2 separate regions of the Homo sapiens genome follow, and region 2 is linked to region 1. Evidence: chromatin contacts called from ENCODE Hi-C or POLR2A ChIA-PET data. All regions are on one chromosome and are shown on one strand. The core of a region is the stretch at or near the end of the contact, and the rest is flanking DNA. Distances in the headings are between cores, read along the strand shown. Region 1 holds the start of LINC01993 (long intergenic non-protein coding RNA 1993). Region 2 holds the start of BIRC5 (baculoviral IAP repeat containing 5).

Region 1 (2,771 bases), core at 130-2,629:
TCCGCCCACCTCGGCCTCCCAAAGTGCTGGGATTACAGGAATGAGCCACCGCACCCGGTCTCAGTTGATATTTCTAAGAATCTGCATAGAATAGACCAGCCGACCCTGGATCCTATCAGAGGGTGGAGGCTGGGAGGAGGAAGAGGATCAGGAAAAATAACTAATGCGTACTAGACTTAGTACCTGCGTGCTGAAATAATCTGTACAACAAACCCCAATGTCACGGGCTTACCTATATAACAAACCTGCACGTGGACCCCTGAACTTAAAAGGTTTTTTTAAAAAAAGAGGGTCGGGTACAGTGGCTCACACCTGTAATCCCAGCACTTTGGGAGGCCAAGGTGGGTGGATCATCTGAGGTCAGGAGTTCCAGACCAGTCTGGCCAACATGGTGGAACCCTGTCGTCTCTACTAAAAATACAAAAATTAGCCGGGCATGGTGGTGGGCGTAATCCCATCTACTCGGGAGACTGAGGCAGGAGAATTGCTTGAACCTGGGAGGCGGAGGTTGCAGTCAGCCGAGATCACACCACTGCACTCCAGCCTGGGCGACAGGGCAAGACTCTGTCTCCAAAAAAAAAAAAAAAGGGGAAGCCTGTTGCCCAAAAGGGCTGCTGTGGTACCTAAAAATGTGGGCTTTCTCCTTCTGGGAGGGGGTAGGAAGAAGTCGCCCCCACTCTCCAGGCCCACGGCTGCCCCGCCCCTGCTCACCAGCCGGCTGGCTGTGGCAAAACTAAAGCCTGCCCCGTGCCCTGAGCCCGGCATGTTGTTCAGCCTCTCTGAAATGGTCTCCTTGGATCATGGGCAGAGATGGTACGATGGGATCCCACCCGAGGGGTCCCGGCCGGTGCTCACGGGGCTGGGACCAGCTGCTCTTACTCTGTTTTTCTACCTTTCTCAGCCACTTGGAGGAAGAGAGAATTTTGTTACCTTTTACAGGTAAGGACGCTGAGGTTCACAGGATAAGTCACTTCCAGCCAGGTGTGTGTGACCTCAGATCCATACTCAGAGGGAGGTGGGCTGGGCAGAGCCTCCCACCTGCTCCCCTGGAGGCCCATGAGTCTGGGCACTGGGGCCCCAATTCCTATAAACCGGGGTTGATTACGGAGGACTCCCCTCACCTGCAACCCCGCCTCCCACCACAGAGCCCAGGCAGCAGGGAAGCCTGGAGACAGGCGCAGAGCCTCTGGGCCTGGGTGCCTACCCCTGCCCACCCCCAGGGCCTCAGGCCACAGGAGACCACCTAAAGCAGGAGCCGGGAGTAGGGCCCAGGCTGGGCTGGCACAGCTGGGCCTGTGAGGGGTGGAGGGGCCGCTGGGGAAGGGACTTACCAGCAGCAGCTCTGCTGGGACCTGGGAGGCTCTCCTCATTTCCAGTAACAAGCGGGGGTGGGGGCAGTGGGAGGGAGGAGGCGGCTTTCCCCAGGTGCCAGCTGTGCTTGAAGACAGCCTGTCCCCTCTGCTGTCTCCTGTTCTCAGCTCCTTAATCCCCTCCCCGACCTCGTAGTTGACTCCTGGGCTGACTCCTCCCCTGGAAGGGAAAGAAGAGCCGGGCTCACCCACACCCAACAGGTGCAGCAGCTGCTTGAGGTCACAGTTGCTGAGAAGGGAAGCTGAGGCCAGTGGCAGCTCCAGCCAGGGTTGGTGCAGCCTGCTGAGGGGTCGAGGTCACCCAATCACCCACCCAGCTCCACCTGCCCCCACCCCTCCCACCCAGCCTGGCCACCAGCCCAGACACCTTCCTCACATGGCCTGAAGACCCCTGCTGACCTGTGGCACCATGTGGCCCAGCAGGGTGGCCAGGCTGGCCGGGGTCATGGGGTGGGGGACGCTGCTCCCCACCTGCCCTGGGGTGGTCGGTGCTGTTGGGGAGGCCACTCTCTAGGGGCATCTGCCAGGTAGGCAGACCAGAAACTTACCCCGAGTTCTGTGACCCGCTCCGGGGAGCGGGGCATCTCATGTCCTCTCAGCCACGTCTGAAAGCTGGGACATGGCAGAGTGGGCAGGGCTGCCCTCTGAGCTGACCCCCTTCCCCTCCTCCCCATCTTGTCTCTCCTCAGATCTAGGGCTCACTCTGAGGCGTGGGTGACACTTGCCCCCCAACCCCAGCCTCTTCAGTGCAGGGAGGCAGGGCCTGAACTTCGGAGGGCCTTGGGGCAGGTTCCTGGGGCTTGCAGTGAGGCCTCCCCTTTCCCAGGGAGAGGAAGGGAGAAGCCGCGTCTGGCGAGGGAAGCCTGTACCCTCACCCTCACTGTGTCCAGATCTGCACCCCTAACCTGGCCTGGGGAGACTGGCACCAGGTGGAGCTGGTCCCCAAGGAGCCCCAAACCCCAGAACATCTGCTGCAGGGGTCAGCTCTCAGGGGGCCCCAGGGCCAGTCCTCTCTGCACCCCACCTTCCCTGCTCAATGTGGCTTGTAGGAGGTTATGCAAAGCATTATGCAAAGCACATGCAAATGAGACCCAACCACAACTGGTCACTCTCTCCAGGCAAGACCACTGAAGCCCTCTGGTCATCAGCAGGAATGCAGGGGCGCCTATGGCAGGCCGGACTCCAGGTCAGGCCTTGGGGCAGTGAGGAAGAAGGTGCATGCCAGGTAAGCTATAGTCAAAAGGGAGGGACACACACCACCAGGCGAATGAATGAAGCAAATCAATGGCACTCCTCCCTGCCCCAGAATTCAAAATGACAGACCGGTGCAGACAGATGCATGTGTGTTCTGAGAGGTGGTTGTGTACAAGCAAGCTCACTCCTTCAGTCTCCCATTCATTC
Region 2 (2,700 bases), core at 95-2,594, 64 kb before region 1:
GAGGCAGGCAGATCACTTGAGGTCAGGAGTTTGAGACCAGCCTGGCAAACATGGTGAAACCCCATCTCTACTAAAAATACAAAAATTAGCCTGGTGTGGTGGTGCATGCCTTTAATCTCAGCTACTCGGGAGGCTGAGGCAGGAGAATCGCTTGAACCCGTGGCGGGGAGGAGGTTGCAGTGAGCTGAGATCATGCCACTGCACTCCAGCCTGGGCGATAGAGCGAGACTCAGTTTCAAATAAATAAATAAACATCAAAATAAAAAGTTACTGTATTAAAGAATGGGGGCGGGGTGGGAGGGGTGGGGAGAGGTTGCAAAAATAAATAAATAAATAAATAAACCCCAAAATGAAAAAGACAGTGGAGGCACCAGGCCTGCGTGGGGCTGGAGGGCTAATAAGGCCAGGCCTCTTATCTCTGGCCATAGAACCAGAGAAGTGAGTGGATGTGATGCCCAGCTCCAGAAGTGACTCCAGAACACCCTGTTCCAAAGCAGAGGACACACTGATTTTTTTTTTAATAGGCTGCAGGACTTACTGTTGGTGGGACGCCCTGCTTTGCGAAGGGAAAGGAGGAGTTTGCCCTGAGCACAGGCCCCCACCCTCCACTGGGCTTTCCCCAGCTCCCTTGTCTTCTTATCACGGTAGTGGCCCAGTCCCTGGCCCCTGACTCCAGAAGGTGGCCCTCCTGGAAACCCAGGTCGTGCAGTCAACGATGTACTCGCCGGGACAGCGATGTCTGCTGCACTCCATCCCTCCCCTGTTCATTTGTCCTTCATGCCCGTCTGGAGTAGATGCTTTTTGCAGAGGTGGCACCCTGTAAAGCTCTCCTGTCTGACTTTTTTTTTTTTTTTAGACTGAGTTTTGCTCTTGTTGCCTAGGCTGGAGTGCAATGGCACAATCTCAGCTCACTGCACCCTCTGCCTCCCGGGTTCAAGCGATTCTCCTGCCTCAGCCTCCCGAGTAGTTGGGATTACAGGCATGCACCACCACGCCCAGCTAATTTTTGTATTTTTAGTAGAGACAAGGTTTCACCGTGATGGCCAGGCTGGTCTTGAACTCCAGGACTCAAGTGATGCTCCTGCCTAGGCCTCTCAAAGTGTTGGGATTACAGGCGTGAGCCACTGCACCCGGCCTGCACGCGTTCTTTGAAAGCAGTCGAGGGGGCGCTAGGTGTGGGCAGGGACGAGCTGGCGCGGCGTCGCTGGGTGCACCGCGACCACGGGCAGAGCCACGCGGCGGGAGGACTACAACTCCCGGCACACCCCGCGCCGCCCCGCCTCTACTCCCAGAAGGCCGCGGGGGGTGGACCGCCTAAGAGGGCGTGCGCTCCCGACATGCCCCGCGGCGCGCCATTAACCGCCAGATTTGAATCGCGGGACCCGTTGGCAGAGGTGGCGGCGGCGGCATGGGTGCCCCGACGTTGCCCCCTGCCTGGCAGCCCTTTCTCAAGGACCACCGCATCTCTACATTCAAGAACTGGCCCTTCTTGGAGGGCTGCGCCTGCACCCCGGAGCGGGTGAGACTGCCCGGCCTCCTGGGGTCCCCCACGCCCGCCTTGCCCTGTCCCTAGCGAGGCCACTGTGACTGGGCCTCGGGGGTACAAGCCGCCCTCCCCTCCCCGTCCTGTCCCCAGCGAGGCCACTGTGGCTGGGCCCCTTGGGTCCAGGCCGGCCTCCCCTCCCTGCTTTGTCCCCATCGAGGCCTTTGTGGCTGGGCCTCGGGGTTCCGGGCTGCCACGTCCACTCACGAGCTGTGCTGTCCCTTGCAGATGGCCGAGGCTGGCTTCATCCACTGCCCCACTGAGAACGAGCCAGACTTGGCCCAGTGTTTCTTCTGCTTCAAGGAGCTGGAAGGCTGGGAGCCAGATGACGACCCCATGTAAGTCTTCTCTGGCCAGCCTCGATGGGCTTTGTTTTGAACTGAGTTGTCAAAAGATTTGAGTTGCAAAGACACTTAGTATGGGAGGGTTGCTTTCCACCCTCATTGCTTCTTAAACAGCTGTTGTGAACGGATACCTCTCTATATGCTGGTGCCTTGGTGATGCTTACAACCTAATTAAATCTCATTTGACCAAAATGCCTTGGGGTGGACGTAAGATGCCTGATGCCTTTCATGTTCAACAGAATACATCAGCAGACCCTGTTGTTGTGAACTCCCAGGAACGTCCAAGTGCTTTTTTTGAGATTTTTTAAAAAACAGTTTAATTGAAATATAACCTACACAGCACAAAAATTACCCTTTGAAAGTGTGCACTTCACACTTTCGGAGGCTGAGGCGGGCGGATCACCTGAGGTCAGGAGTTCAAGACCTGCCTGGCCAACTTGGCGAAACCCCGTCTCTACTAAAAATACAAAAATTAGCCGGGCATGGTAGCGCACGCCCGTAATCCCAGCTACTCGGGAGGCTAAGGCAGGAGAATCGCTTGAACCTGGGAGGCGGAGGTTGCAGTGAGCCGAGATTGTGCCAATGCACTCCAGCCTCGGCGACAGAGCGAGACTCCGTCATAAAAATAAAAAATTGAAAAAAAAAAAAGAAAGAAAGCATATACTTCAGTGTTGTTCTGGATTTTTTTCTTCAAGATGCCTAGTTAATGACAATGAAATTCTGTACTCGGATGGTATCTGTCTTTCCACACTGTAATGCCATATTCTTTTCTCACCTTTTTTTCTGTCGGATTCAGTTGCTTCCACAGCTTTA

The links. A loop is a pair of places that touch in the nucleus more often than their neighbours do. ChIA-PET counts read pairs that join two places held with the same protein, here RNA polymerase II (POLR2A). Pooled maps may share reads with other maps.
Region 2: a pooled map shows a loop between it and region 1 (2.8-fold over the local background). The contact joins the promoter of BIRC5 here to the promoter of LINC01993 in region 1. A Hi-C loop is called at or near these places in 1 of 37 single-sample maps with no recorded cell type and 2 of 50 pooled maps. POLR2A ChIA-PET finds 5 or more read pairs at or near these places in 6 of 52 experiments (AG04450, B cell, Panc1 and 3 more).

The regions. Positions count from the first base shown.
Region 1 is chr17:78,277,113-78,279,883 of GRCh38, forward strand. It overlaps LINC01993 (long intergenic non-protein coding RNA 1993), which reads right to left and starts at 1,380. Exons shown (of 7, transcript NR_073178.1): 1 at 1,332-1,380. RefSeq lists enhancers at 246-1,079, 1,080-1,913.
Region 2 is chr17:78,212,909-78,215,608 of GRCh38, forward strand. It overlaps BIRC5 (baculoviral IAP repeat containing 5), which reads left to right and starts at 1,345. Exons shown (of 4, transcript NM_001168.3): 1 at 1,345-1,519; 2 at 1,772-1,881. The coding sequence starts at 1,409. RefSeq lists an enhancer at 1,090-1,991.